2 separate regions of the Mus musculus genome follow, and region 2 is linked to region 1. The links are chromatin loops, found by intact Hi-C in ENCODE. Cell type or tissue: left cerebral cortex. All regions are shown on one strand. Each heading gives the region's core, and the rest is flanking DNA. Links, peaks and the distances in the headings are about the cores only.

The links. Peaks named below come from ENCODE experiments on the same cell type or tissue, not always from the same donor. Only the 100,000 strongest peaks of a DNase experiment are listed, where the experiment ranks them.
Region 2: it touches region 1 in a loop (9-fold over the local background); 1 of 42 quality-filtered maps calls a loop at or near these places.

Annotation. Positions count from the first base shown.
Region 1 is chr11:70,642,154-70,657,965 of GRCm38, forward strand. It overlaps Gp1ba (glycoprotein 1b, alpha polypeptide), which reads left to right. Exons shown (of 2, transcript NM_010326.3): 2 at 1-1,833. Slc25a11 (solute carrier family 25 (mitochondrial carrier oxoglutarate carrier), member 11) reads right to left here and starts at 4,886. Exons shown (of 8, transcript NM_024211.3): 1 at 4,615-4,886; 2 at 3,923-4,075; 3 at 3,631-3,837; 4 at 3,377-3,467; 5 at 3,197-3,287; 6 at 3,017-3,116; 7 at 2,886-2,937; 8 at 1,866-2,768. The coding sequence starts at 4,709. The coding sequence ends at 2,613. It overlaps Rnf167 (ring finger protein 167), which reads left to right and starts at 5,082. Exons shown (of 9, transcript NM_027445.3): 1 at 5,082-5,799; 2 at 5,876-5,956; 3 at 7,068-7,193; 4 at 7,292-7,379; 5 at 7,522-7,612; 6 at 7,759-7,864; 7 at 7,973-8,066; 8 at 8,611-8,691; 9 at 8,769-9,268. The coding sequence starts at 5,716. The coding sequence ends at 9,061. Pfn1 (profilin 1) reads right to left here and starts at 12,497. Exons shown (of 3, transcript NM_011072.4): 1 at 12,196-12,497; 2 at 10,634-10,826; 3 at 9,694-10,068. The coding sequence starts at 12,327. The coding sequence ends at 9,971. It also overlaps Eno3. In left cerebral cortex, for the core only: no CTCF peak of the experiment used is centred there; DNase peaks (open chromatin) are centred at 4,927, 5,297 and 5,734; H3K4me3 peaks cover 2,910 bases; H3K27ac peaks cover 1,773 bases.
Region 2 is chr11:70,445,380-70,461,486 of GRCm38, forward strand. It overlaps Med11 (mediator complex subunit 11), which reads left to right and starts at 6,539. Exons shown (of 3, transcript NM_025397.3): 1 at 6,539-6,684; 2 at 6,829-6,959; 3 at 7,723-8,353. The coding sequence starts at 6,600. The coding sequence ends at 7,860. Cxcl16 (chemokine (C-X-C motif) ligand 16) reads right to left here and starts at 14,605. Exons shown (of 5, transcript NM_023158.7): 1 at 13,999-14,605; 2 at 13,650-13,788; 3 at 13,366-13,448; 4 at 10,276-10,683; 5 at 9,810-10,065. The coding sequence starts at 14,068. The coding sequence ends at 10,025. It overlaps Zmynd15 (zinc finger, MYND-type containing 15), which reads left to right and starts at 14,054. Exons shown (of 14, transcript NM_001029929.3): 1 at 14,054-14,701; 2 at 15,173-15,761. The coding sequence starts at 15,191. In left cerebral cortex, for the core only: a CTCF peak has its summit at 6,889; DNase peaks (open chromatin) are centred at 5,719, 6,545 and 6,832; H3K4me3 peaks cover 1,324 bases; H3K27ac peaks cover 1,058 bases.

The sequences.
Region 1 (15,812 bases), core at 201-8,200:
CAACAAACTTGTAGCTGTAGCTGAGGGTGGCAGGTAGGACACCTCCACCTTAGTGATTCATCTCCTGCAGAGCTTGGCTTCCCGTCAGGCTACCTCAGTATCAAGTCTAGAATAGAAAAGGCTCTAGAGCTAAAGCTGCCTGGCTGCAGGAGAGGCGGCTATGCTCCTCACATGTGTAGTCTTTAGAACACAACTCTCCTTGCTGGCCACGTCAGTGGGACTGGCAAAGGGTGTGGCAGCCTGTTGGGTTTGAGTCTCCTGTTTTCAAAGCTGGATGTAATGGCATCTTTCTCTCTCCCAAAATTTCATCGATTCTCCCAGTGAGGCTTTCTTCCACACCTCATTTTAGTTTAATTCGGGGATTGGGGGCCAGATAAGGGAAGGAAGGTTGCACTTTCCGGGGTCTATGGAATGCCCTTCTCCAGATGGTTCTAGATCTTCCGGTGAACCTGACTCAATCTCTTTCCTGCCATTAACTCTTCCAAGTAGAAGACAAATCTTAGAGGTTAGCCATCAGACTTTTCTTCATGGACTTCACCTTCTGAAAGCAGTCCTTTTCTCAATTCTGACTGCTGTTTTCTCCCCCTGGGCTTCTATGTCCTTGGTCTCCTCTGGCTCTTATTTGCCTCTGTGGTCCTCATCTTGTTGCTGACCTGGACCTGGCATGTGACACTAGTGTCCAGCTTCATCTCTCATGGTGTTCACCTTCATCTCTCATGGTACCTCATACCTGAAATGTCTCATGGGTCACCTGTGCCAGCAGTAGTCTTCTTCTGAGCCCATCCTCACTTTAGCTAAGAGTTCTGCCTCCTTCTCAGTCTACCTCACTACTACCATGAACAAATCTTTCTCCTAAGTTGGGCAAGATGCAGTCCACTGCTATAGCCATTTCCAAATGTTCTTGCATCTTCTTGCTGGACTTTAAACTCCTTAAGTAAAGGTGCAGGCTCCAAATGTCTCCAGGTGGCTACCTAGGGTGGCCTAGGGCATGCTGCGCATGGAAGGATTAAGGAAAGTAGCGGCAGAGGCACCAGGATGTTGCACTACCATCTTTTTTGTTAAGGCTTTGCCAAAGGGACAGCTCGCACCTGCTGCCTGCCTGTTGTCTGACCTGGCATACAGCCCTCAGGCTGCCTAGCACGTCTCCTGGTTTGACCTTTCCATAGCCCTTTATATGCCAACAAGTCTGTAGGATCCTTGAGAGCCTGGGAATCATACTTCTTAAAAAAATGGATGAAAAGCCGGGCAGTGGTGCACGCCTTTAATCCCAGCACTTGGGAAGCAAAGGCAGGTGGATTTCTTAGTTCGAGGCGAGCCTGGTCTACAGAGTGAGTTCCAGGACAGCTAGGGCTACACAGAGAAACTCTGTCTCAAAAAACAAACAAAATGGATGAAAAAAATAATCACTTTCTCTAGCCAACCCAGTTTCTGATCAATATTCTTTTTGCCTCAATCCTTGGGTTTGACTCCGTTATATCCCCCAAGAGCTCTGAACCTCTCACTCAACCACTGTGGCTCTAGCCCATAGAAGTCCAGGGGGTTTTTGTTGTTGCTTTGGTCTTTCAAGACAGGGTTTCTCTCTGTGACCCTGGCTGTCCTGGAATTCACTTTGTAGACTAGGCTGGTCTTGAACTCAGAAATCTGCCTCCTGGGTGCTGGGATAAACAGCAAGCACCACTATGCCCTGCTTCAATTTAGACTTGTTGTCCCTTCCCTCTTGATGCTGAAAAGGCAGATCCCAGAGGCTTTTCCTGACAACTGTGATATAATTTGTGAGTCAGCCACATTTTGGGACAAATGGCTTGCAAGTATGCACAAGGCCCAGTTTTTTCTTCTTCTTCTTTGTTGTTGGTTTTTTTTTTTTTTTTTTTTTTTGGTTTTTTGACACAGGGTTTCTCTGTATAGCCAAGATGGCCTCGAACTCAGAAATCTGCCTGTCTCTGCCTCCCGAGTGCTGGGATTAAAGGCCTGAGCCACCACTGCCCAGCGCTGCTGCTTCTTCTTCTTTTCTGTCAGCTGTTGAGTTACGACTTTACACAGCATTTTCATAAAACCAGTAGGTGACTTTCTTTAATTATTTTGTTAAAACTCCAGTTTGTTTTCCAGAGATATAAGCTTCTTTGTGCAGCTACCTCCCCCTATGATCCTTAAGACTATCCAGATTTGGGGTTGGTATTTCAATCCAATTTATTAAGTCCTCAGGGAGGAGGAAGGCCACATCTTCCACCATAGACCCTTTGTCATCTTGACAGCTTCTGCTTTCTCCTGTCTCCTCAGCTCTGCCTTGGATTCCCCAGAGAGAGGGATCTGCTGTCTGGTGTGCCCTGAATCTAACACCCAAGAGGAGACTAGAAATCCTTGGTGTGTGTCTTAGGTCTCCTCAGGAAGAGCCAGGGGCAAAGTGATTCTAAGCATCAGGCAAGCACAGCAGGCAGGCTGGAGTAGGGGGAGAACAGACTAAGTTCTTTACCGCAAAGGAGAAAACCACACTGGAGAGGGAAAATAAATAGAATAGCCCAGGGTAGCAGAATCCAGGTCCTCCAGGGCATAGCGACTGTAATAGCAGTGGATGGCTTGGAAGCCTGGCACACTAGTCCTGGGACCATGCCAGATCAGCCACTGAGGAAGAGACGCTTGTAGGCCTTGTTCATCTGTTCCAAGAAGATGAAGGTGAGGACAGTGTGGGGGCCCAGTCGGGCATAGTATGGTGTGAAGCCCTTCCACAGGCTGAAGAAACCCTCATAGCGGACGACTTTCAGCAGCACATCCTAGACAGACAGGCAGGCAAGTGCTGGGGCTAGGCCCTGGTCCTGGTCCAGGCTCTGTCCCCTGTCCCTAGCTCCCTTCGCATCCCTCCCAGGGCACCCCTTCCCCCCCCTCCTCACCAGCCCATTCTTGTATTCTGGCTTCCCATCAATCATCCGCATATTCTGGATCCTGAAAGAGAGTCAGTATGAACATGAAAACCAGAAAGGGGGGCCTCCCCAAGTTCTCCAGTCCCAGGCTGCAGACTCACCTAGTTTTGACGATGTCCACAGGCATGGAAGCAGCAGTGGTAACGAGGCCACTGATCATGCTGGCGCAGAAGTGGCAGAGAATATTGTCAGAGAAGTAGCCTGGGAGGTGAAGCAAAAGGTGGTAGTCAACTCTCAGGTAGCTCAGGCCAGGCTCAAGTTCTCAGCTCTGGGTCTCTCACCTGAGTCCAGCAAGAACTGCTTAGATTGAGAGTAAGAGGCAAGCTGGGCGGCATTGACAACGACAGCTCGAGCCATGGTAGGGATGCAGCCCTGGAGGTGGAGGGTGGAGGCAATGGAGACAGTCAAAAGTGCCAGAGATCTAACCCAGCATGGCCCAAGACTCCAACCCTCGCACTCACCCGCCACAGTGTGGGGACTCCTTCTTCCCTGGCAATCCTAACTAGGGCATTAAACACATTTTTGTAGCCACGGCGCTGGTCAGCTGGAAGCCTGGGGGAAAGGCAGGGAAAGGCCAAGATCAGGACAGACCAGGGTCCATGGAACAAAGAAAGGGAAGCCTGAATAGGTAAGTGCCCTGATGTAGATATAGACTAACAACACCATCCTAGAGTCCAGGAATGGGGCTGGAGTTAAGCTCAGAAACGGAACTCACCGACCATCAGCAGTCATCCTGATGAGAGCCACCTCAGCTGGCGTTCCCACAAATGCACCAGTTGCACCTGCAGTCATGCCAATCAGGGCTTTCAGAAGAAAGCCAGGGGGTGTACCATCAGCCCCAGTCAGGCGCTCAAACAACACAGTATATATTCCAAGGCGAGTAGTGGTGTAGGTGGCCTGGCGCAGTAGACCAGCTGACAGCCTGAAGAGTAGAAATGTCAGCACATCAGGCCAAGGTCTGGACCTGCCAACCAACAACTTCCCTCCCCAACTTGAGGCCACAGTACCCAGTGTAAATGCCCTTCAGGCCTTCTGTCTTCAGGATGCTGGTGAGGGCATGGAAACTGGTTTTGTACTCTCGAGTCTTGGCCCCTTCACCACTCAACTGCATCCGGTTCTTCACCAGGTCCAGGGGCTGCACAAAGACTGTAGCACCCATCCTGAAGTGAGGCAGGAAAGGGAATCAGAGGTCAGTGGTTCCAGCTCTACTGCAACCTGGCAAGAAGTTACAAAGGTCAGGGCCACTAAGGATTCAGGAGGCTGGTGGGCATGTGTGTTAAGTGTGTGCATCAAGGGCAACGTGCCAGCAAAAGAGTCCAGTTGCCCAGTAAGGGGCATGCAAATCAAAAAGCCTCAGGCAGTTCTTTAGGGTTCAAGCAGAATTAGGACTACAGGCGATCTAAAGAAAGGTGGAGAGGGCGTCCCCATCCTAAGACTCCAAGCAGTCCTATAACAAAGCCTTTAATGACCTATACCCACCACCCAAACAGGCACAACGAAGCAAAGGTGGTGGAAACACAGGGTAAAGATCCTTGAATGCAGCACAGTTGGGTCCCTGCAAAGGATGAATAGATCCTGGCAACCCATCAGGGACCCTGCACCGGCTCAATTTACTGCAACACACCCCAAGTTACACTGGGCCCAGGTGCTTGCTCCCGTCCCTTCCTCCTTTTCCCCCATCACTGGGGCCTGAGCTTACCCAGCCAGGCCCCCAAACAGGAACTTGACAGACTTAGGGGAGGTACGGGGTTTCCCGTCCATCCGGCCAGCCCCAGGACTCGCCGTCGCCGCCATCGCCCCTTGATGGCCCTCGGCTTTGGGTCCCGTGCACGTACAGCCCCGCTCGCGCCCAAGGTGACACCAGCGCGCAACAGGGTGAGGGCGCGCGCGCGCACGCCCCTCCGACAGGCAAATCTGGCTCCAGCTGGAAGCTGGGGCGGGCGCAGGCTCGGAGCGCAAAGGCAGCCGGGGAATAAGGCGGGGCTAAGATGCACGATGAAGGGGCGTGGCCGATTTAGGAAGCTACCCTAAATTCCCGCCCCTCCGGAATTGGAATCGCGGGGAAAAAAAAAAAAAAAAAGCTTGTTTGAAAACCTCGCGAGAGCAAGTGAATCAGCCGAGTTCGGGCTATGAGGCCTCTCGCGATATATTTCAGCGGCGAAAGGGGGTGGGGGGGTGGAGGGAGGGTGGTGGCAAGCACTCTCGCGATACTTTGAACGTACCGTGGCGGCCAGACGAAGGAGAGGTTTGTAAACAGGGCAGCTCCAGGATCTCAGGGACTGAGGGAAAAAAACTAGATCGTCTCCTGAGCATCGAAGCTCCCTCCATCTCCGCAGGCTCCTTCTACATGTCAAACATTTCTTTCAACCGGCCTCTCGGGACCGGAAGTCCTCCGTCCTGAGCGTCCAATACTGGAATTGGCCTTTCTTACCGGAAACCCTTTTCCAGGGGCATAGGAAGACAGTCTACCTGGCCGGAAGTCCCACCTCTTTGAGGTTTCTCCTACCCTTCCGGAAGTTTTTTTGTTGTTGTTGTTACCTGTTTGCCTTCGCTCCTATTCTGTCCTATTTCTGTACTAGAGAAAGATACATTGTCTCCCCTACCAGCTCCGCTAAGCTGGTTTGATAGCTCACTCCCTGAATCGGAGTTCCTTCCCCGACGCCCCCATGTAGCTGAGAAGTGGGACCTAGGGGTGGTTGGACCCCTGGGATCCTGAAGGAGAGGCAGAGGAGGGCGCAGGACTCGGCTTCTGCTCCTGCGATCAGAACGCGACCTTCGCAGCTTTACCCCTCCCGCTGCCATGCACCCTGCGGCCTTCCCGCTTCCTGTTGTCGTGGCTACTGTACTGTGGGGAGCAGCCCCTGTCCGAGGGCTGATTCGAGCGGTGAGTCTGAGGGTCGGACGGGGACAGGGTGCTGAGAATGGGGTTCAGACTGAAACACGTAGTGTTCCGTCTGCAGACTTCGGAGCACAATGCCAGCATGGACTTTGCAGACCTTCCAGCTCTGTTTGGGGCCACTCTGAGCGACGAGGGACTGCAGGTGATGTTTTCCCCATTTCCCTATATGGATCCTGGGTAGGGGCGAAGTGGCCGTGCTCAGGAGGTAGGAAGTAGTGGAGTTAGCAGCGGAATGCAGTGGACTGCGGATAGTTCAATGATAGGGTGCTTTTTCTAGTATGAGTGAGATTCTAGGTTGAATCTCCAGCAAAAAAAAAAAAGTGTCCCCAATCCAGAAAAACCTAAGTGCATGATCATGTCCAGCGCGCAGAGTCCAGAATCCAGAGATAATAGATAGTGCCCACCTCTAGAACTTAACATTTTTTATTTTATATGCATAGGTGTGAGAGTGTCAGATCCCCTGGAACTGGAGTTACAGTCAGTTGTGAGCTGCTACATGGATGCTAGGAACTGAACTCCGGTTCTCTGGAAGAACAGCCAGTGCGCTTAAGCACTGAACCATCTACAACCCCTAGAACTCCCAAGTTTAAGAGGGAGTCTGAGAGTGGGCTAAGATAAAAAGCAGGTGCTTATCAGCAGTCTCTGGAGCAACTTACTGTTTGTATAGATGGCCATGGACAGCTTTTTATGGGTTCTGAGTCAAATGAGAAATAGAAATTAACCTAGGGCTATCGTGCCAGTGTGATAAGCATGTCTGTAGTAGTTCACTACAAAGTTCATGCCACATAGCAAGAATTCATTCGGCCACAGTTAGCAGTAGAGTTGTAAGATGGCTAATTGGAAAATGAAACTTGTTGAAAATGCCATGAATGAGTAGCAAGGTGAACCACTATCGGTGGGAAACTTAAAAGCAGAACTAAACTACGCTTGAGAAGTTAAGGGAGCCTCTGGTAAGGGATGTAGTTTACTGTAACTGCATCTTCAAGAAAGCTGAGAGATCCCTTTTCTTTTTTCTTTTTTTTGAGACTGGACTCTGGAACTCTGGCTGTCCCCAACTCACAGTAGTCTCAAGTGCTGGGATTAAATGCATGTATCACCATGTCTGAGTTGTAGATTCAGTGTTGGGTGGGATGCTCAGACCTCCAGAATGAGCAATGATAGAGCTGCAGAATGCAGGTAGTATATAGTGTTATGTGTGGTAGGTCCTGTGGAAGACAGAACTAAAGATGAAAATGTTTGCCTTTATCCCTCAGGGGTTCCTTGTGGAGGCCCACCCAGAAAATGCCTGCGGTCCTATTGCCCCACCACCCTCAGCCCCGGTCAATGGGTCAGTCTTTATTGCACTGCTTCGAAGATTCGACTGCAACTTTGACCTCAAGGTTGCTGAATGGGGAATGGGAGGTGGTAAGCAGGGTACATGACACCAGGAATGAAGGGCAAGGGTTACAGCTCTATCCCTCCCGCTTGGCCTCCTTAGGTCCTAAATGCTCAGAAGGCTGGGTATGGTGCAGCTGTGGTGCACAATGTGAATTCCAATGAACTGCTGAACATGGTGTGGAACAGCGGTAAGGAAGAAGCCTGCACTACTGGGTGCACCGTGGAGTTGAGTGGGAGGGCAATTGGTTGAGATCTGCAAAAAGTGCCAAAAGCCAGTTTCAGGGAATTGAGGAACAGAAGGCTAAATCCCTAATATCCTGCTCCTTACAGAGGAAATCCAACAGCAGATCTGGATCCCATCTGTATTTATTGGAGAGAGAAGCGCAGAGTACCTACGAGCCCTTTTTGTCTACGAGAAGGGGTAGGACGCATGCTTTCTTCCAGTTCTTCTCAATCCACTCAGGCTCAGGCTCTTCCTCGGCTGCCTTGACTTTCTCCTCATTATGCCTTGTCCCAAGCCAGTAACCCTATTTTACCTGGCTTGAGGTTGTGTCTCTCTCTCCTCAGGGCTCGGGTGCTTCTGGTTCCAGACAACAGCTTCCCCTTGGGCTATTACCTCATTCCTTTCACTGGGATTGTAGGATTACTGGTTTTGGCCATGGGAACAGTATTGGTAAGTAGCTGAGGAGAACTTACGATGCCAGACTGGATCGGTAGAGGGGAGGGTTTATTGCATTTTCCAATCATTTTTTAAGCCTGGTCCACTCTTCCTTATCCCTAGATAGTTCGTTGCATCCAGCACCGGAAACGGCTTCAGCGGAACCGACTTACCAAAGAGCAACTGAAACAGATTCCTACCCATGACTATCAGAAAGGTAAGGGCAGGAGAAGGGGCCTTTCTCCTAGCTGGCCTCATCTTGAAGGATTTTTGAACCCAGTGAGTAGATAAAGGGTTCAAAAAAGAACCGGAAAGGTGCCACCTTTGCTTGGTTAAAAAAAAAAAAAAAAAAAAAAAAAAAAAAAAAAGATGACCAACCAACCACAAGCAAAGGAGGTAGGGTAGAGCAGGCGCTGGAAAGCAGAGATGAACAAAGGAAACTTGACTTTGTGTGTGGGGTGTAAGAGGTGTAAGAGCCAGAAGAACTCAAAGCAAGCAGGTGAGGGGTTGGGTTATCTAGACTTGGAGCCTCCAGTACCATATAAGGCTATAGCAAACGCCTCGCCCCTCCCAGTTCTGCTTTCCCCTCCTACCCCCCCCCAACTCACTTCCCTTATCTCTGCTTGTCCCCTCTAGCCCCAAGATTTTATGTGGTGCCCTAAGTTTGCACTGGCTTGGTAGAAAACGGGGCAATAAGACTTGTACAGTGAGTTTTCTTGGGCGTGACTGCCAATAGTTGAGTGAATCCTTTCCTTTCCCAGGAGATGAATATGACGTCTGTGCCATCTGTCTGGATGAATATGAGGATGGGGACAAGCTTCGAGTACTTCCCTGTGCTCATGGTAAGGCCCACATGTGCCTGTGTCTGTGTTCCTGCCCAACCTGCAGAGACCAGCCTTTCATATAAACCACTCCACAGCTTATCACAGTCGCTGTGTGGACCCCTGGCTCACTCAGACCCGCAAGACCTGCCCCATCTGCAAACAGCCTGTACATCGGGGTCCTGGCGATGAGGAGCAGGAAGAAGAAACTCAAGAGCAAGAGGAAGGCGATGAAGGGGAGCCAAGGGACCAACCTGCTTCAGAATGGACCCCACTCCTGGGCTCTAGCCCTACTCTTCCCACCTCCTTTGGATCCCTAGCCCCTGCTCCCCTGGTCTTCCCTGGGCCCTCCACAGATCCCTCACCTCCTTCATCTGCTGCCCTGGCCTGACACCCCCATACTTGGTACCTCTGGTGACCGTCCTATTTGCACAAACTCTTTTTCCAGTCTAATAAGCTGAGGGTGAGGGATAGGGGACATTCTACCCCAGGTTCATGAACCCAGCCTCATCCTTTTGAGGGGGCTAGAAGCCATAGGGACATGGTTTTCATTTCTTGGATTAATAAAATTGGTTTTTTTTTGTGGATGAAAAAAAAAGGTTAAGATCATCTTTACACAGGTGAAATTCTGGAAAAATAATCACCTCATAGGATGAACTTGTCGGGGAGAGCCCTAGCTGCATTTGCTATGACTCAGGGAGGGGAGCCCCACCTACACAGGATGACTCAAGTGGCCCTGCCTCACCCGCAGGCTTGGACCCATTCTCTGGTCTGGATGGCTATGTTCCATTACATACTAATTCAACTGGACCTGAAAATGGAAATACCACTATAGAGGGGCCTAGGTCACATGACTAAGTACACAGAAGAATGCCTACTTAGTTTAGTCCTTGGGGCTTAGAAAAGGAAATAAGACTGGAAATAAGAGTTCATTCTGGACACAGCCAAGAAGCAGGTACCTAATTGAGGTGGGTCACTGTGCTTGTCTCCCAACTAATGCCAAGTGCAAACCAACACAGGTCCTTGTTAGTAGAATCTTTTTTTATTCAGAAAAAAAAAAAAAAAAAAAAGACCAAAAAACAAAAAATGAAACCCAAAAACAAAAATTTTCCAAACACACACAGGAGGGGGTATGGGTAGGGGGAGGTGTCTGTCCATCCAGCCCCAGCCCCCAGCCCATGTGGTTTTGGCAGCAATAAGGGAAATGGGGTAATGGCCCAAAAAATAATGGTATGTGTGTGTATGGAAAGAAGGGGGTGCAAAAGCCAAAGGGAACGGTGGGGGGAAGGGACAGATGAGGTCAGTACTGGGAACGCCGCAGGTGAGAGGCCATTTCATAACATTTCTTGTTGATCAAACCACCGTGGACACCTTCTTTGCCCATCAGCAGGACTAGCGCTGGAGGAAAGAAAAAGGAAGCTAGGACCCAGGTGTCACAATTCAACCCTGCCAGCTGTTCAGCAGCTGTCTGGCCCCGGGGGTTGTAACCTAACCTCAGCCCTCCTAACCAGCCCTCCCCCCCTTATACACAGGCAGGCTGTCAGTCATCCTAAAACAATAGAGCTTTTCAAAGAAGGAAAAAAAAAAAAGAGCTTTAAGAGTAGTAAAGAAAAAGGCAAAATTTAGAGGTCCTAAACTTCCAGGCTGTAGGTGGCTAGGAACGGCTGTGATGCGCTTCCTACCTCTCAAGTCTTTACAGAACTGGAGATTAGAGCCAAATGCTGACTTAAGATCCCAACTGCCCTAAGCAAACTAATCTCAAAAAAGCTCAAAGCAAGAAGGGACTTAAGAGGTAATATAAGTTTTAGTTTCTTTACAAGCTGGGGAGCCAGAGTCAGAACCCAAAGGACCATCCACGGTTCCCATAACCAGCAGAGTAAATACTGTTATGCAGCCTTGACACTGAGGACACATAAAGTGACTAACAAAAGGATTTCAAAGCTAGAGAATCAGTCAAACTCACTCTTGGCAGTCATGGTGACAGTGACATTGAAGGTGGGGGCTCCTCCGGTGCTCTTGGTACGAAGATCCATTGTAAATTCCCCGTCTTGCAGCAGTGAGTCCCGGATCACAGAACATTTCTGGCCCCCAAGTGTCAGCCCATTGACGAAAAAACTTGACCGGTCTTTGCCTACCAGGACACCAACCTCAGCTGGCTAAAAGAATTAATCACCTCATTAAGTTAGTGCACCTGCATAACTTGTCCTCTTATGTACTGTGGAGCTGGAGTTGAGGGTGCTTCATCCACACCACCAAAAGTTGGGGGGAAAACCCAGTACTGTGGGTATTGCAGAGACCGATCATGGTCCTAAAGTCTGGTAAATGGGTCAAGGAGGAAAAAGTATTCCTCTGAAGTCTTAGATGTTCATGCTTAATAGGGAAAGCAAATGCTGGGTACCAGAAATCGATCAATGATCGAGGGGGAGCCTTTGGATGCTCAGAACAGCCCTTCAGGAAAAGCAGAAGCAAAGAGGGGAAGGGAGGGGGTAGGAAGGGAGGAGAAGTAACTTTGTCCTTATTTGGTCAAAGGTTCTGCAGGCGTTGTTAGGAGCCCGGACGCCTGGGTCTCCGGGTAACCTGGAGTTTGGGTCCAGGTAGCTATGCCCCAAGATAAGGAAGCTGACCCCGGGGGCTCTCTAATTAAGTTCAAAAAGTTTATTAGGGCAGGAGACTAGTCTGTGTGTGAGTCTAGACATCCCAGAGAACCTTTCTCCTTCTCCCCCTTAAACCCCCAAACCCCTATATCCGGTACCCTCCCGCCCGGAAATCCCCTCCCCCCATTCGAACTTCCGCTCCCCCTCCCCACTTCCGGGCAGTGTGGTCAGGGAAGGTGGTGGTAGGGACAGCAGCAACCTTATTCCTTCACTTTTACCGTCTCAGAACTTCTCACAAAGTTCCCCTACGCCGGGCCCGGGCGGATGGCGGGAAGGGAGGGCGAGGGGACTTCCGGAATCGGCCTCCCAGGAATGTTGAGGCTAACGTGCCGACTTGGGGGGTGTGTGTGTGTGTGGCGGCCTCGCCCTCTCTAACGGAGCTGGGAGGGGCAGGGTGGCTACCGAGGTCCGGCCCGGGCCCAAGGCCACGCGCCTGGCGCTCCCATCAGCGTCAGGGGGAACAATGGTGGAGGGAGAGCGAGCATTCGGCCCGAAGGGGAGTCCAGGCTCCGGAGCCCCTTATCAATCATAATCCCGGGCTAAAACTGCAGCGCGTGCCCGCCCCGCCCTGGAGGAGGCGGAAGTGGGCCGCCGCACCGGCCGCCGCGCCCCTCCCCGCCCTGGGCCCCGGATGTAACGCCCGGTCGCAGAAAGCGGGGCGGCGGGCGAGATGGGCGCCGCCGCCGAGGGGCGTAGAGCCCGGGGAACCACAGAGGGAGCCAGTCTCACGCAGCCGCCATTCGCCCCGCCGATGGGAGAGGACCGGATCACGGCCTCCCGCTGCCCTCGCTCGCCTGCGCCCGCCCCCACCCCAGTCCCCCAGAGGGTCTAAGGCCGGTCACTGCTCGGGACCGCACGAGCCTCGCAGTACCGTAATGCTAACGAAGGTCTTCCCGGGGACGGCGGCCCAGACGGAGGGCGAGTCCTTGTAGCCTACGATGGCCGCGTCCTGACAGGTCCCGTCCGCCATAAGGCTGTCGATGTAGGCGTTCCACCCGGCCATGGCGCTGCTGCTGGGGCTGCTCTGCGGGCTGTTGCTGGGATCGCGGGCTCGGGCTCGGGCTGGCGGGCGGGGGAAGGCAGAGAGCTCGGGGCACGCGCTGCCGTCCGGAACGCGGCTCTGTTAGCTGTGCAGCAGCCCTCGCACCGCCACTTCCTGCTCCTCCCCCCCCCCTCTAGATTTTTATTTGCAAAGGGCGGCGGGGCGGGGCCTGCGCCCCATTCCCTCCCTCCATCCTCCCCCCCCCCCCGCCGGGCCAGATAGCGAACTTTTGCAAATGCAATTTTTAAAAAACCCTCCCCCCACTTTGCAAAATTTGCCGAGTTCGATGGAAAGCCACGCCAAAGGCTATATAGAGTGGTGGTGGCAGGAGAGGTTAAGGTTAGGGCTCGCTCCGATTCATCCTGAATACCACTTGGCTATAGAAGGAGGAAGCCAGAGGAAGCAGGGAAAGAAAAAGAAAAAAAAAAAAAAAAGAAAATTAGTAAGGTTGAGCAAGTTGAAGTGGGTTCGGGGAACCCAGGGTTAAACCGAATCATTCCTCCACCCCCCAACCCCCACCTCCGCGGGAGGGAAGGAACGGCGGGCGGCGGCGCGTGCGCCCGCGCCTGCGCCGGGGCAGTGAGAAGCCAGCGCGTGGGGCGGTTGGGGCTAGCGGCTTGGCTGCGTGAGCGCGCGCCTGGCGGGACACATTTGGACCATCCGAGGAGGGAAGACGCGTCCCCAGCAGTCGGGACGGGCAGACGCCCCGGGTTGGGCCCTGCTGCCTTCTCCACATTTATCTAAACGATAAGGGAGCAAAAGTGAAATCGATATAATACTCTAGTCATTTTCAGTACTAAAGGTCTCTCCAACCAGGGCACCTGTCCCAACCGTCTGCCATGTACAGCGCACACGTTGGGTTCATTCGAGCGCGTCCCTAGATTCCCGAGGAATCATTCCCTTCGCTGGATCCGCTCCAGCTCAGCCTCGCCCCATGCCTGAACCCTGTCTACAGAGGTCACTGAATAGGGGCGCCACCCGGGTGACACGACGGGACTCATTTTTCAAGGCGGAAGAATACTAAAGTACCAAGGATGACAACTTTTATAAGAAGAGGAAAGTCCCCTCTACTTTGGACGCACTGGGGCTTTCTTCTTTTCCAGAAAAACTTTTGCTAAGTATTTATGTGCGGTCAGCTCACTCGCCGCCGAGCAGGTCTAGGGGCGAATGGCAGGCCACTGAGGCTGGAGGGAGTAAAGGAGTCACCCGGGACCCTGGCCTCCGAGGGGCTCGGCCGCTTCCGGTCCCTCGGAGGAGGGGCGCCAGGGTGTGCAGCCTCTCCCAGTGGAAGTACTTGGTTCGCTGCCTTTTGGAGCCGGGTTGGGTTCCCTGACGTTCATCCCCAAATTCTGGCTCCCCACGCCCCCCAGCCGAGGTTCTTCGACAGCCGCGTGGCTGAGTCACGGGCGGGGCCGCGCTGGGGCACGTGGCGGCCTGCGCCCGCCATCCCTTGACCTCTGATCTGCGCGCCTCCTGCCCGGGGGTGGAAAAATCCCGCAGGGAGCGGCAGGAGATAAGAGAGGAGGGGCGGGACAGGGACGCCACGACAGGTGGGGACCCTAGGGTGGAGGCAAGGAGGGCGACCCCGTGGGGAGGGCCGACGGGGAGGAGCGCTCGAGAGCCGGCCGCCGCGTGAGTCACCAGCTCCAGCGCCGGCGAGTGAAAAGATGAGGCGCCCTGGGAAACCAGCCGGCCCGCCAGGCTCCCACAAAACGCGGAGCAGACCCCACACTAGCCCTAGACCCCTAGACCTGCTAAGGCGGAGAGAGTTACCGAGTGCAGAGATTCACTTCCTGCGGTGCTGCAAATGGATGGACAGAGTGGCCACAGGCGTCCAAGAGCTTACAAAGGGTCATCCCCTTTTCACGTCCATTCATGGTTTTGTTTTGTTTTTTCCATTCGTGATATAACACCATTCTTTGATAGGCAAGGATTGAGCGCTGAAGCGCCCACAGTCGGTGGGGAAAAGGGCTCCTGACCACTTAGGCTTCACGCAGGAACATAAATGCTGTCCCAGCAGTATCTTTCGGGCGCCAGGCCAGCGCTCAGTGCTGGTCTATATTCGTCTCCTGGCCTCTCATCGCTCATCACTGGCCAAGAGAGGATAGGGTGGAGTGGTGCCGGAATGGCTGTTCTGAGGACCCTGAGAGGTGAAAGCGCAGGCCTTCTTTGGTCGAGGGGTGTCGACTTTAGACCACAGAGCTTGCTCAGCATCACTGATGCCTTCCCCCAACTGTGTGGCCTGCACCGCCTGCCTCCGAGTGAGTGGAGCACGTGTCAGTCTTGCAGCCCCCTTCCTAGGCCCCCTCCTCAGCCTGCAGGGCTCAGGTTACCCCTGGCCTTTCTAAAAGGGCACTGGTTCCTCTTTAACCTTTGCAAGAGTGGAATGTAAGTTTGAGGGGAAAGACCCTCCCATCAGAAACCTCTCTCCAGCTTTCCCAAAGAGTGAACCTCAAAGTAGAGACTTTTATTGGGGGACAGAAAGAGAATGCATAGGGACAGTCAGTAGCTTTTGAGAAGGGGGTACACGCCCCAGGGCCCCAGGTCAGGAGCTTTTGCTTCGGGCTGCAGTGGGCACTTGGCTGCCTGCCTGTGGAGGGGAGGAGGATGGAATGAGAGAGGCGGGGCTGGCTGGGGGACAGGGTGGCTTGGAGATAAATGCCCAGTCTGAGAGGGGGTGAACTGACACTGTCCCAGCTGCTACCTAGAGGAGACACTCCACTCAAAGTTCCAAGGAAGGCTTTCCAGGTTTGGTAAAAGGTTACATGGTGTGCAGGAGTGGGGTGGTGCTGGCTTGGAAAAAGTGAGGAGAATTTGGGCTTTTTTTTCTTCCTAGGACTGAGGGTACTTGAGAGAGGTCTGGTTGGAGGAAGCAGAATTAAAATACTGAGGGTTACTGACAGATACAGGAAAGAAGGCTCTGAAGAATGGGAAAGTAGATAAAATACAGTTGAGCCAGGCAGAGAGCCTGGGGTCTAGGAGGACTTGGGAATGGGACAATGGGAACCAGATAGGTTTGAGGGGGAGGAAGATGTAGCAAGCAGAGTACTTAATCATAAAGTGCAAGAAGGTGTAAGCTCCGTGAGGTGTTCAGGGAGTGGTGTCATCTTGGGAGTTATAAAGTTATGAACCCTCGATTCTCTTGATTGGAAGGGTGGAACAAGAGCTGTTCTGAGTGGGGGGGAAGGGACCAGTCTGCCTTCCTCTTTGGTCTGTGACCTTTTTATGGGGTATTTTTAGCTCCAGCACCTGCCTTCTTCGGGTGGAGAAGACTCTTAAAAGGGCAAGGGATTTCTAGTTCCTTAAGGGATCAACTGTCCACTCTTGCTCACTCACATCTCCTGTGGTGCAGCCATGGCCATGCAAAAAATCTTCGCCCGGGAAATCCTGGACTCCAGGGGCAACCCCACGGTGGAGGTGGACCTGCACACAGCCAAGGGTAACAC
Region 2 (16,107 bases), core at 3,530-11,529, 190 kb before region 1:
GTGTTTTTGTTTGCTTGGTTGGTTGGTTTTTGTTTGTTTGTTTGTTTTCCTTGATTTGGGTTTTTTGAGATAGTATCTCATTACACAATCCTGGCTGTCCTGGAACTCACTACGTAGACTTGACTAACCTCAAACTCAACATAAATCTGCCTGCTTCTGCTTCCTCCTGAGTGCTTGGATTAAAGATGTGTACCACCATGCCTGGCAGCTGTAAGAGTCTTAACAACAACAACAACCAAAAATAAATAAATAAAATAAGGCAGGCCCCTGATTTCTTTCTCCTCAGAGGGAACTCTCCTCGCCTCTTTCAAATGTTTCTTGAAGGCATTTACAACCCACTCACCCCATCCGTATCTCGGAACAGACTAGTTTTGTTCCTTTTTTTTTTTTTTTTTTTTTTTTTTTTTGGTGGTTTTTCGAGACAGGGTTTCTCTGTGTAGCCCTGGCTGCCTGGCTGTCCTGGAACTCACTTTGTAGACCAGGCTGGCCTCAAACTCAGAAATCCGCCTCTCTCTGCCTCCCGAGTGCTGGGATTAAAGGCGTACGCCACCACTGCCTGGCGTTTTGTTCCTTCTTGACTTCTGCCTTCAGCATCACCTAGCCGATGCCATGACACAGTGCCGTCAACTACAAAGTTCATGCTCAGACTAGACTGTACTGTAACTGCAAAATCGAGTTGCAAAATAAAAATTGCAGAGAGAGAGAGAGAAGGAGGAGGAGGAAAAGGGGGGGAGGAGGGGCGCCCAAGACTTTTTAAAAACTTCATAATGGTTTGGTTTAAGTAAGTTTATGGTTTTGTAGGCCACATTTGAAGATAAATGTATAGATACAGGCCACAGTCTGGACAAACCTACCAGAAGGTGAAGGTTGAGTCTCTTTGTCCTTCCTGGTCATCACAAAATGCTATTCACCCTGCCCCCAGCCCGTTCCCCAGAGGACTGTATCAGTTGGGCTCAGATCAATGTCGGCTATTGAATTATGCCTCTGTTAAGGTTCAGAGAGGATCTGTGGTCTTTCCCAATCACGTCTTTTTATACAGCTTTGTTTTCCCTGCTTAATGGTCATTCGAAATATGCTTATTCTCCAATTTATCACAAATTCACCCTATACTCTCTTCCATGAGTCTACATTCCAGTTCTTTCTAAACAAAAGGCATCCATCCCTTTCACGTCCTTGAAGATATATTTCAGAATCTTCCTACTGCACTGGGGTTCCCTGTCACCTTTCATGGATGACCTGGGCCTGGGCCTCTTACTGGGGAAATCTGATGGCTTCTGCAGACCAACGTGTCTTTATTCCATCTTCCTAAGTGAGAGTTCAGCTTTGTGAATCCCTAGATAACCCTAAGATCTATTCTGAGGTGATGTGATAGCTGGCCACTTAGGAAAGGCCTGCGTTTTCCAGAGGTGGGGAAGAGCATATGGCTAAGTTTCCTTCGATCACTCAAATGAGTCACTTCCCAGCCAGACCCCTCACATAGTTCCCCATCCACTGCATTTCCTCTTCCTCTTTCCCTGCAGCCCTAGCCCAGAGCAGGGGAAACTCAGGGTCTCAGGGTGTGCACACAGCGCCCCCAGCAGGGTTTCTCACACTCTACTGTCCATACAAGCCACCTGGGGATCTTTAAACACAGTGGGGGTTCAGTTGGTGTGGGGCCAGTGCTAAGACTGTGTCTCTAATGAGTCCAAGGAGGGCTGGCATCCAGGACTACAGGCTCACCCAGGCAAGACCTTAAAGGGCAACCACAGCCCAAGCCTTGACCTATGGAGTACTTGGAACTAACTGCCTGTGCCTAACAGTTCCATGAGAAAATAAATTTAAACATTCATTGAGAAAAACAGAGTCTTTGTGTTTTAGTCTTCACCCCAACGCAGCTGGGGTGTGGAATTCTGAATCAGTTCTCCCTCAAACATGGAAGGCTTATTCTTGCTGCAGGGAATGAAGTGGCTGGCGGTGGTCGCTGTTTTTCTGAAATTTTTGTTTTGTTTATTTCTGCTTGTTTCCTCTCTTTTCTTTCATTTCCTTCTTTCTTTCTTTCTTTCTTTTTTTTTTTTCTTTCCTTTTAAGAGGCGCCATGCCATTCTAATTGCCCAGCCATTGCCTACAGTTTCCTTTTTCTGGAAGCTTCCCTAAGTGCCTTTTGGTTGAGCCTGGTCCTCTATTTGTGTGTCTGGTTTCCTCCTCAGCTATCTGGGGCCTTTAATGGGCTCTCACATCTCAGAGGTACAAGTTCCTTCTTCTCACTTCCTGTGAGATCATCTAGAATCTAAGCCTCCTGGGCTGCTTCTCAATGGCCTTTTCTTGGCTACATTCATTTATTCCATCTCTCTCTCTCTCTCTCTCTCTCTCTCTCTCTCTCTCTCTCCTCTTTCTCCTCTCTGTCTGTCTCCTCTCTCTGCCTGTTTCTGCTTGTCTCTGTCTCTGCCTGTCTCTGTCTTTCTCTCTCTCTCTCTTTCTCTGTGGTGTGTGTGTGCGTGTGCGTGTGCGTGTGTGTGTGTGTGTGTGTGTGTTTGGTTTGGTTTTGTTTCTTTTTGAGGCAGGGTCTCACTCTGTAGCTCTGGCTGACCTGCAGTGGGCTAGTGCTCAAATTCGCCAGTGTTGGGATTAGCGCGTGGACCAGCACACCGTGGACCAGCACACCCACGGCTACACACATCTCTTTCCTTTACTTTACCTGCAGGAAGATTTTCTCATTTCTCTTTCATCTCATAATGGACTTTTCATATCTTCCCTCATGATCTGATTTTCCAAATGCATTTTTTTCTGGATTCAATCCTGTTTGTTTGTTTGTTTGTAAGAAGAGACAGGGAGCATAGGTGACATACCAAGGCCCTGTCTCAGAAGATAAATAAAATAGAATAAACTGGGGCATTCTTGCTATGTTATCCAGGCTGCCCACAAACTCCTGAACTCAAGTGATCCTCCTACCCTGCCCAGTCTTTCAAGTTAGCTCTGACCACAGGAATATGCCACAGTCTCAACTAATCAATCATACATTTAAAAACAAAAATCTCTGAGGCCTATGGAATTTGTTTTTCCTCTGTGTTTATTGCTTTCATGTTAGAAAGTCCTTCAAATATCTAGAAATCCTCTTCTGTCTGGTCATATCCAAAAGTGAAGTGGTAGCTAGGTGTGGGGGTGCAATCCCAGGACTCAAGAGGCCGAGGCAGGAAGATGTCTGACTCCAGGGGAGCCTGAAGTGAAAAGAATTGATTAACTGTTCCATGTGCATAGCTTCTCCATTGGTGCTGGCAACTCAAACACAGATCCCCTCTGGCTTGCCTAGCAAGTGCTTGACCAAGTGAGCCGTCTCCTCAGTCTTACTCATTTCCTTCAAGACAAGGTCTCAACTCAGGCTGACTTTGAACTTGCTGTAAAGTCTGACTTACCATGTAGCCCTGTCTGTTCCAGAACTTCACATGGAGAACAGGCTGACCTCAGTCTCACAGAGATCAACCTGCTTCTGCCTCTAGAGCACTAGAATCACAGATGTGCACCAGCACAACCAGCAGTATTTTTACTCTTGATGTAAATCTTTTTGTTGTTGTTGTTTTTCTAGACAGGGTTTCTCTGTGTAGCCCCGGCTGTCCTGGAACTCACTCTGTAGACCAGGCTGGCCTTAAACTCAGAAATCTGCCTGCCTCTGCCTCCTGAGTGCTGGGATTAAAGGCATGCGCCACCACTGCCTGGCTTGATGTAAATCTTAAGAGTACTCTTAAAAAAAAAATACATCTGGTTATGACACACTTTCTTCAAAGGTCCCAAAATCCCTTCAGAATTTCTTTCATTTTAAGAAATACTTTGAACAGGGTGTGGTGGTGCATGCCTTTAATCCCAGCACTTGGGAGGCAGAGACAGGCGAATTTCTGAGTTCGAGGCCAGCCTGGTCTACAGAGTGAGTTCCAGGACAGCCAGGGTTACACACAGAGAAACCCTGTCTTGAAAAACCAAAATAAAATAAAATAAAATAAAATACTTTAATTATTTGAGACAGGCAATGGTGGTGAACACCTTTTGATCCTAGCACTTGAAAGGCAGAAGCAAATCTCTGTGAGTTCAAAGCCAGCCTAGTCTGCAGAGTAAATTCCAGGACAGACAGGGATACACAGAGAAACCCATCCCCTCCCCCCCCCCATTTTTTAAAAATTTTATTTTATATACACATGAGTACACTGTAGCTGACTTCAGACACACCAGAAAAGGGCATCAGATCCCTTTTCATATGGTTGTAAGCCACCATGTGGTTGCTGGGATTTGAACTCAGGGCCTCTGGAAGAGTAGTCAGTGCTCTTAACCACTGAGCCATCTCTCCAGCCTCCCCCTACCTCTCTCCCCCGATTTTTAAAATTAATTCTTTGCGAATGTTGTACAATATGTATTTTGAGCATATTCACACCCACTACTCCCTAATCCACCCTCCGCCCTTTCACTTGTGTGTGTCTGTGTCACATGTGTGCAGGCATCTGCGTGTAAGACAAAAGAGGACATCTGATTTCTTATTTATTTACTTATTTATTTTAATTGGATATTTTATTTGTTTACATTTCAAATGTTATCCCCTTCCCCCTACCCCATTCCCCCTTACCCTACTTCTATGAGGGAGCTCCCCCACCCGCCCACCCACTCCTGCCTCACTGCCCTAGCATTCTCTACACTGGGGCATCGAGCCTTCACAGGACCAAAGGCTTCCCCTCCCCTTGGTGCCAGATAAGCTTGATATCTGATTTCTTGGAGCTGGAGATATAAGTAGTTGTGAGCCAGCTGACGTAATGCTGGGGGCTGAATTCAGGTCTTCTGCAAGAGCAGCCAGTGCTCTTAACATCTCAAGCCCTTCTTCTAGCATCCTAGAATGAATTTCAATTACTTAGCTTCTGAGCTTCCCTGAACTTCCTGTTCCAGCTTCATGTCAGCCCTGAGCACCAATCACATTCCATTCACTCCACATACACAGAACTCCTCACTGGACCTCAACCATACCAGGCTCCTTCACAGCCCCATCTCTTAGAGAATACTAGCTCCCTTTTCCACAACAACCTTTCATCCATCACAACAGCCCTTTAGAATTCAGTTCAAGAACCACTTCCAGGGCTGGAGAGATGGCTCAGTGGTTAAGAGCAATGGCTGCCCTTTCAGAGGAACCTGTTCAATTCCCAGCAACCACACAGTACCTCAAAACTGCCTACAGCTCCAGTTCTAAACAATCCAATGTCCTCTCTAACCTCCATGAGCAATGCATGCACATCACTCACAGACACACATACAGATACAAAATACCCTTACTCACCAAATTAAATAAATAAATCTTGGTGGGCAGTGGTGATGCACACCTTTAATCCCAGTACTCAGGAGACAGAGGCAGGCGGATCTTGGTGAGTTCGAGGACAGCCTGACCTACAGAGCAAGTTCCAAGACAACCAGGGCTACAAAGAGAAACCTTGTCTCAAAAAAACCAAATAAAATAAAATAAGCTAACAAACACCATTGAGTGAGAGAACATTTCATTTATCTCTATATCCATAGAGCCTAGCACACCTAATTGATAATCAAAGACAGAAAGGTCGAGGGAAGGAACCAGGACATGAGAATGAGCTGGGCTCAGGATCAGGAAGAAGCCTTAGGCACGGAGAATGTCATGCTTTCCTTGGGAGAGGTTGGCCACCAAAGAGCCCATGACTACCCAGTATGGAGGAACCCACTTGAACTCCCACTGTCATCACCTGGCCCAGGGCCAATGCTTAATAATAAATTCTTATAAATTCAGTAAGTCAGACAGTTAACTAAATCAGAGAGGTCTGAGTGGCTTTGGGCCACAGGGCTGTTTCAGTGGTGGCTCATATCTTTAATCCCAGTATTTAGGGAGGCAGAGGCAGTGATACTCAATTTGTGGGGAAGGGGGTGAGGGGAAGACTAGTGCCCAAGTCATGTCTGGCCACCCTTCTTTAATAAGCCAATTAAAAATGGAAAGTTAAAAAAGGAGACGTATCCAATGTGGCCACATTGGGAAGAGTGACAAAGAGATCCGGCAAGCCCCCTCAAGTCAGTCTTCAGGGTGCTAACGCAACATCAAAGTTTAAATAGAGCAAGGTTGTGCACATCTAAGTACCCCACCCCCACCCGCACCCCCACCCTCAGTCAAGGTGTGTGGTCACACCCATCACTGACTATTCATTATCTGGGCTTCAGTCTCATCCTGTAAAGTGGTCTGACAAGTTGTTAGAACTGTGTAAAATCTCTTTCTGGAAGACAAGTTCTGATAGTCAAGACTGAAGAGATACAAGTATCTCTTTAAACTATCTTCATTTTTGACAGACCTATTACACCAGAGGATCTCTATGAGTTCCAGGCCAACTTGGTCTAAACTGAGATCCTGTCAGAAAACAAGTCAATAACCGCCTCTTTCCACCCCTGTCTGGCCTGGCATTAGCGCCCTGGCAGTCAGACTAGACCAGGTAGACTCGGAAGGGCGAGGCCGCGCTGAGCATCCTGGGAATTGTAGTGTTCGCTGCAGTGGCCTCTGCGCAGGCGCACATTAACAGGCATTTCCGGGCTGTGGCGCCACACCTCGCAAAAGACGGCCTGTGGGGCTTTCCACTGGAACGATGGCTACCTACAGTCTGGCGAACGAGCGGCTGCGCGCCCTGGAGGATATCGAGCGTGAAATCGGCGCCATCCTCCAGAACGCAGGTTCGGGAAGCGAGGGGCAGACGGCAAGGGGTGAAGACCAGCCCGGGACTCTGCGTGCAGTTGGGGCGGGACCTGAATGCTAGCCTTAGGGCGGGGCTGAGTCTGAAGCCTGGGTCTGACATCGCCCTCTCCCCGCCCTGGCAGGAACGGCGATCCTGGAACTGTCCAAGGAAAAGACTAACGAGCGGCTCCTCGACCGGCAGGCGGCAGCCTTCACCACTTCTGTGCAGCACGTGGAGGCAGAGCTATCCGCTCAAATCCGCTACCTCACTCAGGTGGGTGTGTCTAGAAGGTGCTGGGCGGGGACCCCAGCTCTGAACCAACGCCCTAGCCTTGGGGATTCCCTGAGCTTTAGCTAGGTAAGACTGCCTCTTACGCGATAGGTACTTTCATTTCAGGGCTGGTTTAGTCCTCTAAAAGGAAAGGATTAAAAATGTCTAGGGTGTATAAACAATACCCTAGGCATACCAGCTGGCACAGGCCGGTATTCTGAGCTACTTAAGTGCCTGAGGCTGGAAGATCACAAGTTCAAAACTTGTCTGGGCAATTCAGACCCAGTAGGTCAGAAAGAGAGTTGGAGCTCTGTGTTAGAGCACTTACCTACCATAAAGAGGCCCAGGTACTGAAATAAATAAATAAAAATAAATAAATAAATAAATACTGAAGCTACCGAACGTTGTTCCCAGAAACTTGTGAGGCCATATTTGCTTGGGGACTAAGAAGACAGACATCGCTAAGAGGCTTCCAGAGTCTTTACTCCAGCTGCTACTGTTTACTGACATCTGTGGTGTGCTGGGCATATCCTAAAACTCTAGGAAGTATTCGCTGTGGTCCCTATTTCATAGATGAGGTTCACACAGTGGTTAAGCTTTTTCTTTTTTTTTTTTTTTTGTTGTTGTTGTTGTTGCCTTAGAACACTGAGTTACCAGTCAACTAATGTAGATCAAACTTGGGAAAGATGTGAGACCAGAGAAATAATACTGCCCGGTTGTGGGTGGTAAAGAGAGGCAGTACCCCATTGATTGATCTGACTTGTAGGTGGCCACAGGGCAGCCGCATGAGGGCTCCAGCTACTCTTCCAGGAAGGACTGTCAAATGGCTCTAAAGCGAGTAGACTACGCCCGCCTCAAGATTAGTGATGTGGCGAGAACCTGTGAGCAGATGCTGGAGAACTGAGTTCGGATGATCCAGAGTGTGCCCTGCACCAGAGACCGTAGGATGGGGAGCAGTGCATCATACACGTGCCCTACTGGTCAGGGCAGACGAGGACCACAAGGCAGAAAGGAGAACTGAAGAATCCAAAGCCCCAGTGTACACACATCTCTTCTGACTCTTCCAGCAAGACGGCCCTGTTTTCCACTATGCAAGATCAGACAGAGGTCAGAGGTCAACTCCCAACCCACTTCCTCATGTGCACCCTGCCCTGGAGTTTCAGAAGACTTGGCCCAATAAAAATAAATGTGTTCTTATAAGCACACACAGTGGCTCACACCTGTAGGCCCGGTACTTGGGAAGTAGAGGTGGGAAGATTGCTGTAGTTTGAGACCAACCTGGGCTAAGTACATAGAGGGACCCTCCTTCAAAAGGGGAAGTTATGTTCCTCATTGGAAGAAACAAAACAGGAACTAAGTGTTTTAATAATAAAAGCTGTATTTTTTTATAAAGCTAAGAGTCTCTCTCTCGCTCTCTCTCTCATATGTATGAGGCTCCAAGAGACTGAGGACTCGAGTCCTGTCTACACAGCATCAGCCCAGTCTATATAGCATCAGCGTGGCGGCTGTGAGGAGGGGAGTGAGAAAGCCCAGGCTTCAGTGTGGGGTTGGAGAACAGCTGATGGAGTCTCAAGAGAGACTTATGGCCAGGGGGCACCATCAGCAGTTCTGAAGGGACAAAGACCCAGAGTCTGCAGAAGTCACTAATTCTAAAAAAACATTTGCCAAGATTTATTTTATGTGTATGAACAATGGTTTTGTTATTGTATGTATATGTGTACCACGTATATAAATGGTGTCTGTGGAGGTCAGAGGGGGTTGTCAAGTCCCCAGGAACCGGAGTTGCGGATGGTTGTGGGCCACCATGTGAGTCCTTTAGAGTCTTGAACAATATCTGAAACCTGTTGACTTATCTCTCCAGCCCTCAGCCAATTGGTCTAAAAGTAATCTTTAGTATTACAGTTAAAAACAGAATTTGTCCAGTTTATTGTTACACTATGCAAAAAGCAGACACTTTTTAAAATTGATCTGGTAGTGGGAGGGTTGAACCTAGAACTTTACACATGCTAAGCAGGCACTGTACCTTGGGACTGCACTTTTGAACCACGTATTTGAGTGTTACATTTTATTAGACGTGGGGGAAGGCTAAGGGCAGAGGGGCTATTCATATATTATTAGTTGTAAAGAGTGTTCCCCAAGAGCAGTCCTTTAATCCCAACACTGCAGAGGCAGGCAGATCTTCTGAGTTTTAGGACTGTCAGGGCTGAATAGTGAAACCCTGTCTTAAAAAAAAAAAAAAAAAGTATTCAGCGACTGTAATCCTAGCACTATAGAAAGTGGAGGCAGGAGACCTAGGGATACGTAGTCATATACACAGGGAAGGCTGGAGACCTGGGGATACATAGTCATATACACAGGGAAGGCTGGAGACCTAGGGATACGTAGTCATATACACAGGGAAGGCTGGAGACCTAGGGATACGTAGTCATATACACAGGGAAGGCTGGAGACCTAGGGATACGTAGTCATATACATAGGGAAGGCTGGAGACCTAGGGATATGTAGTCATATACATAGGGAAGGCTGGAGACCTAGGGATACGTAGTCATATACATAGGGAAGGCAGGAGACCTAGGGATACGTAGTCATATACACAGGGAAGGCAGGAGACCTAGGGATACGTAGTCATATACACAGGGAAGGCTGGAGACCTAGGGATACGTAGTCATATACATAGGGAAGGCTGGAGACCTAGGGATACGTAGTCATATACATAGGGAAGGCAGGAGACCTAGGGATACGTAGTCATATACATAGAGAATTTGAGGCTGGCTTGGACTAAATAACATCTTAGCTAAACAACAAAACCCTGGAAATCCATACCTTTTTTATGAATGTCAATGGGGGCAGATGTGGTAGCATATGTCTTTAATCGCAGAATCTAGGAGGTAGAGGCAAAGGGTCAGCAGGTCAAAGCTAACCTAGGTTCCATATGGATACTTTGTCTCAAGACAGCATGAGAAACAGTGAGCTCAGGTTCCATTCACTGATGGAGACGAGCCTGCTGCCCTACCACCTCTCCCATGTCATCATCCATCTCTCATGAGCTTCCACTCTTGCTGTAGGCGCTAGGGTCTTGGTTCAACAGGAGTGTACCAGAGCTGCAAACCTGGAAAGGGTAAAGACATTGGGAGATGATCTCTGATTGAAGGAGACTCAAGGCAAGACAGGAGCTGAATTGGGGAATCACATTCCTAGACGTTAATTAACATTAAGGCCTAGTCCATTCTGGCTGATTCCTCCCTCACAAACCACAGAGCTGACAGCCTCCCAGGAAGGCTCTAGGTTGGTGGAAGTGAGGGTTAAGAGTCCTGGTTACCTGCAGAGTTCTGCTGTGTCGCTCTCCTGTTGCACAGCACATAGGCCATGGCTGCAGTGAGGAAGAAGACAATGGCCAGGAGGGACAGCACCGGTACCCAAGCTGGTGTGCTAGCTCCAGCTCCTGGTGCTTCTTGCTGTCTGTCATCTTGCTGTTTCTCATTTGCCTCAGCCTCAGGCCTAGCTTCCAGACCATAGCCTGAAGGGAGAGTGGTCATCTCCCAGGGTTGGGTGTGCTCTTTGTTTAAGGACAGTGCTCCTGATGGAAGAGTGGAGTGCTGAGTGCTCTGACTATGTGCAGGGGTGCTCGTGTCCGAAGGTGTCCCCTCTGCGGCCTCAGGGGTCTGGGTACTGGCTTGAGGCAAATGTTTTTGGTGGTGAAAACTCTTCCCATGACCAGTTCCACACTCTGGAGAGAAAACAAAAGATCAGTTACTAGAATGGCTGTAGAAGTATCTTCAAGGTATGGCGCTCTCTCTCTCTCTCTCTCTCTCTCTCTCTCTCTCTCTCTCTCTCTCTCTCTCTCTCTCCACACACACACACAGACACACACACAGGCACACACCCCACCACCCCTCCACCCCTAAGGGAAAAAAGGCAGATTAACAAGAGAAAAGCACAACAAATTCAAAGTTTTATGGGACACAGGAACCTTCAGAATAAAGTACAGGGAGAGTTATAGTGTGCTTAGACTAGATTAGGACAGTGGTATAGGAATATGACTGGACATAAAGGGTTCTCCTTAGTGTGGTAATGAACAAGGGACAACATTGAGATGTGGCATGGATTAAATCTCCAGTCCCCCAACTCCACTCCACAGTAAAGCAGGAAGGGGGACCAGTGTGGCTTTGTCAGATTCTTTCTGGCCTCCTTGTCCTAGCCAGGACTGCTATTGCATGAAAGATTTTATTATGTCCCGGTTTCAGGTGATGTCATAGAATTCCTGTATGGTCGGCTGTCCCAGAGAAAGGTGGAGGAAAGTCCGAGTGATTTGCTTTGCTGGGTCTCTCAACTGCTAAAATTCTCTATTTGGGAATTATGTTATGACCCCAGCAGAGGGAAGGGCATGGGTAGCATTCAGGGGACAGTTGAACAGCCGTGTATACAGCCCAGTGGCCGAGTTCTTGCCTAGCATGTATGAAGTGAGGCCCCTGCAGTTGGGGCAGGGCAGGGGAGGAAGCAAGTGGCAGAGGGACAGACAGGGATGAGGAAGTTCACAAACCATCAGATGCAGGCACAAGAGCAAGCAGGTGTGCTATCCTGCATGGGACTCTAGATGTATCTTACCCTCATCTACAGCCTTCTGGGACTTTCTTCAGAGTAAAAGGCCCAGGGTATCTGAGAGAGTTGAAGAAAACAATGTCTACATTGTCTCTGTAGCCTGAAAGGCAGTGAGTGGGGTACCGTTGATACCTCATTATAAACTAATGAGGAACATTTCTGGGGTTTTGTTGTTGTTTTGAGACAGGGTTTCTTTGTGTAGCCTGGCAATCCCAGAACTAGCTCTGGAGACCAGGTTGGCCTCCAATTTATAGAAATTATCTGCCTCTGCCTCGTGAGTGCTGGGACTAAAGGCACGGCGTCACCACACCCTACACATGTATTTTCTTTCAGAAGAAAAATACAGAGCTGGAGAGATGGCTTAGCGGTTAAGATCACTGACTGCTCTTCCAGAGATCCTGATTTCAATTCCCAGCAACCACATGGTGGCTCACAACCATCTGTAATGAGCATTGGATGCCCTCTTCTGGTGTGTCTGTAGATAGCTACAGTGTACACATATACATAAAATAAGTAATTCTTAAAAAAAAATACAATCTCTACATGAGAGGTGTAGCTGAAGGAATGCTGATAAGTTGTTTAAAAACTGGCTTATGTATCCTTAGGATTTATTCATTTCATTAAGTATTTGTTTGTTTACCTTGAAAGAAAAAAGATCAATAAATATTGAACTCAAGAGCCAACAGGAGGGAATGTACACCGTTAATCCCCAGCACTCGGGAGCCAGCGGCATTCAGATCTTTGTGAGTTTGAGACCACCCTGGTCTCCAAAGTGAGTTCCAGGACAGCCAAGACTTAAACAAAGAAACCCTGCCTAGGGCTGGGGAGGATCCCCCCACAAAACCCCAAAACAACAACAAAACAAAAACTGTAAATCAAGTATTACAAAATCTAGATGATGTGCATAGAAGCTGCCCATTGTAGAATTTTTTTCAACTTTTTGTTTTGTTTTTGAGGTAGGGTCTTCGTACATAGACCTGGCTATCCTGAAACTCATGTTGTAGACCAGGCTGGCCTCAGATTCACCAAGATCCACCTGCTTCTGCCTCCCAGAATGTTAGGGTTAAAGGTGTGTGGTTGAATTCTTTCAACTTAAACATGTTTATTTTCATCATGAAGTATTAGAAAATGAAAATAGTACCTTCAAGTGATTTCAGTGACAACACAGCAGTGAAAGTCAAGCCTGTTGCAGAGTCCTATAATCCCAGCTACTAGAGAGGTTGAGACAAGAAGATAGCAAGTTCAAGACCATCCCAGTCAACTTAACCAGACCCTGTCTAAAAATGTCAAAAAAAACCCGGGGAGCTCACTCAGGGGCAGTGTACACACTTAGCTTGACCAATCTTGAGTATAGTTTATATTAAAATAGTGACTTCAAGAAAATATTAAGTCGGGGGCTGGAGAGATGGCTCAGCGGTTAAGAGCACTGACTGCTCTTCCGAAGGTCCTGAGTTCAATTCCCGGCAACCACATGGTGGCTCACAACCATCCGTAATGAGATCTGGTGCCCTCTTCTGGAGTGTCTGAGGACAGCTACAGTGTACTTACATATAATAAATAAATCAACAAATCTTTTAAAAAAAAAAAAAAGAAAGAAAATATTAAGTCATAGCATTTGTGGTAGAACAAATTGGCCAAATCCAGGAAGATGACAGTAAATGATATTGGGAAAACACAGACTGAAGTGACAGAACTTCAGTGAAAGTTAAAAGGTTCTAACGAAGAAAGTGCTATGTGGCAGAGGCAAAGGGCATTGTAAGGTGGCAGCCTGCACCCTGATGGCCCACTGGAGGACAGAAAAGGCTCTCACCTTTGCGCTCAAAGCAGTCCACTAGTTCACGGACCCACTGGTCTTGGCTTCCCCCACACACGCTTTTGGACTGCAACTGGAACCTGCAAAAGGATCAATGTAGTCCACTCCTTCCCTTCCCTACCTTTCCTCATTCCAAAGGTGTGAAGTCACAAGAAGGTGAGCCCCACTACAGCTGGAAATCCCCAGATAAGTAAAACTAGAAAGGAATTAGGCTCCGGGACTTGGACTGGGTGTTCAGATCGATGGTCCCACACCTGCCCTGGGGGGAAAAGAGACAGTACCTGATAAAGAATGGACAACGATGAAATGCTTTCAGGTATTTTCGGATGTGATCCAAAGTACCCTGCGGTATCTGGGTGCCAGAAGAAATGGTACGATCACAAGAACAACTTCCAGCGACACTGCCCTGGTTGCCATCGCCTAATGGAAAAGGAATCAGCCTGGGTTCTCAGACTGAGGAATCTGCCCTTGTCCCAGTCTAATCTCAGACAGACTTTCCCTAGTCACCGCTGCAGCCCTGGATAGCTCTGGGCTGCGTTCTTAATCCCGCGGATGGACTTAGTGCCCCTCCGCAGTTTCCTTCAGGGGCCCCAGTCCCGCGTCCCACCCCCACCCCCACCCCCGACTAACCTGGCAGGGTCAGCAGCGCCAACAAGAAAAGGAAGAACGCAAGAGACAAGGGTCCAAAGCCCCGCCTCATCTCCGGCTTCTGCGGAGCTTGTTGGGACGAGGTCACCTAGCCGACATCCAGCCAATTCTCTAAAGCTTTCTCTTCTTCACCCTGACTGATGTTTTGCGAAGGCGCTGATCCGTGCCAAGCTCAGGAGGGGAGGGGGCGCGAGGTGGTGGCGCCTTCTGTCCCCCGGCGCGCGCTGTCCGGAACCGACCGTCTGGTCGGTACCGGGGAGCCCGCTTTGCGCCCAGCTCCCAGTCGGGGGACACACACACCCCTGCCCCGAAGGCGGAGCTCCAGTCTCCGGCCGGCCAGCCGTAGGGTCAGCCAAGACTATCCGACAAAACCGAAAGAAAATTTGGGCTGTAGAACCAGAGGAATCCGAGTGAGCAAGCTGTGGTTCCCGAAGAATGACTCGGTTGGGTTCGGGGATTTCAGCCCTCTTGAGAAGTCATCTGTCTGTCTGCTGGTTTGTAAAGTGGGTGACCCTCTAGATCCTTCCTCTGGCTCCAAGATGCTTTCACTTCCCTGGACCGCTGGGTCTCAGTAGGATCCAGTCACATGGCCAAGGTGAAGCAGTCAAACAAGTCACCAGACCTGTAGGAATGCCCACGCCCTGGCCTGATACTGCCTGACGTCACGACGGTCCTCCAGCACGAGGTATTTACCTTCGAAAAGTGGTGGCGGCTGTAGGTACCGGAGGAGAGGAGCGGCCGGAAAGGGGGTGGGGTTCGCACCAAACTGATCCAGACCCAAGAGATGCCTCAGTACTTACTCAGACCAACAGACCCCCAAATTTCCTCTTCTAAGCAAGCCTATCTCCATAGGATTAGCCTTACCTCGTGTCTTCCCTTAATTCAAATCTCACTTTAGGATTTGAATCATTGAGTTTTGTGCCCCAGGTACAATTTCATTCCTGAGTACTCCCCCTTTAACCCTAAACATCCACTTTCCAATCTAGCCTTCCTCCATTCTCATCCCTGCAAATCCTAGTCTCGGCTCCAAATATTCCTCTGTAAATCTTACCTCAAACCCACACCCTTCTCCCTTTTGCGACCCAGCCCAAAGCCTCACCACTACCCTGATCCTCACGATTATCACATATCCCTTTCTGCTCGGTCTGGGTCCAAGCCCTGAGTATCTAAAGACATGGAGTTTGTGTCTGGATACCGAGACGAGTTCCTCGATTTTGCTGCTCTTCTCTTTGGCTGGTTCCGCAAGTTTGTGGCAGAGAGGGGGACCATGGGGACCAGCCTTGAGGGCCGATGGCGTCAACTGGAGTCACAGATAAGGAGGCTGCCTCAGGATCCTGCCCTTTGGGTGCTCCATGTCTTACCAAACCGCAGTGTGGGCATCAGCCTGGGGCAAGGTGCCGAGCCAGGTCCTGGGCCAGGCCTAGGGGCTTCCCGGCTCCTGGGAGATGAGCCTCCACTTCACCTGAGAGACCTGAGTCCTTATGTCAGTTTTGTCAGCCTAGAGGATGGGGAAGAAGGGGAGGAGGAGGAGGAAGATGAGGAGCATGGAGAGAGGCCAGGCATGGAGAAGGTGGAACCACAGGAGGGTGGGGAGCCAGCCCCTCCAAGCAAGAGATTCCCCCAAGAAGCAAAGCCTGCTCCAGAGTCAGAGGTGACCCAGCAGGAGGCAAGCCGAGAAGAAGGCAGCAGAGAGGAGCGACCAGAGGATGAGAGGGCTCCTGAAAAGAGGAAAGGACAGAAGAATGGTAAGAGCCCAGGACGGCCCCACCCTGAGTCCTACCATGTCACTCAAGACCCAAAGAGGAGGCATGAGCTGGTAACCTTCATGCAAATCTGATGCCAGAAGTTGTTTTCATCTACCACAGTGTGTTTTTGTTCTGTAATTTGAATCAACATCCAAGCACTTGTAAGGAATGAAAGTCCAGAAGCCTTGCATCTTAAGGATAATATCCAGGTGCTAGGGCTGGAGAGATGGCTCACAGGTTAAGAGCACTCACTAACTCTTCCAGAGGATCCAGGTTCAATTCCCGGCGCCCACATGGTGCTAACCACCTTCTGTAACTCCATTCCCAAGGGGATCCAACACCCTCT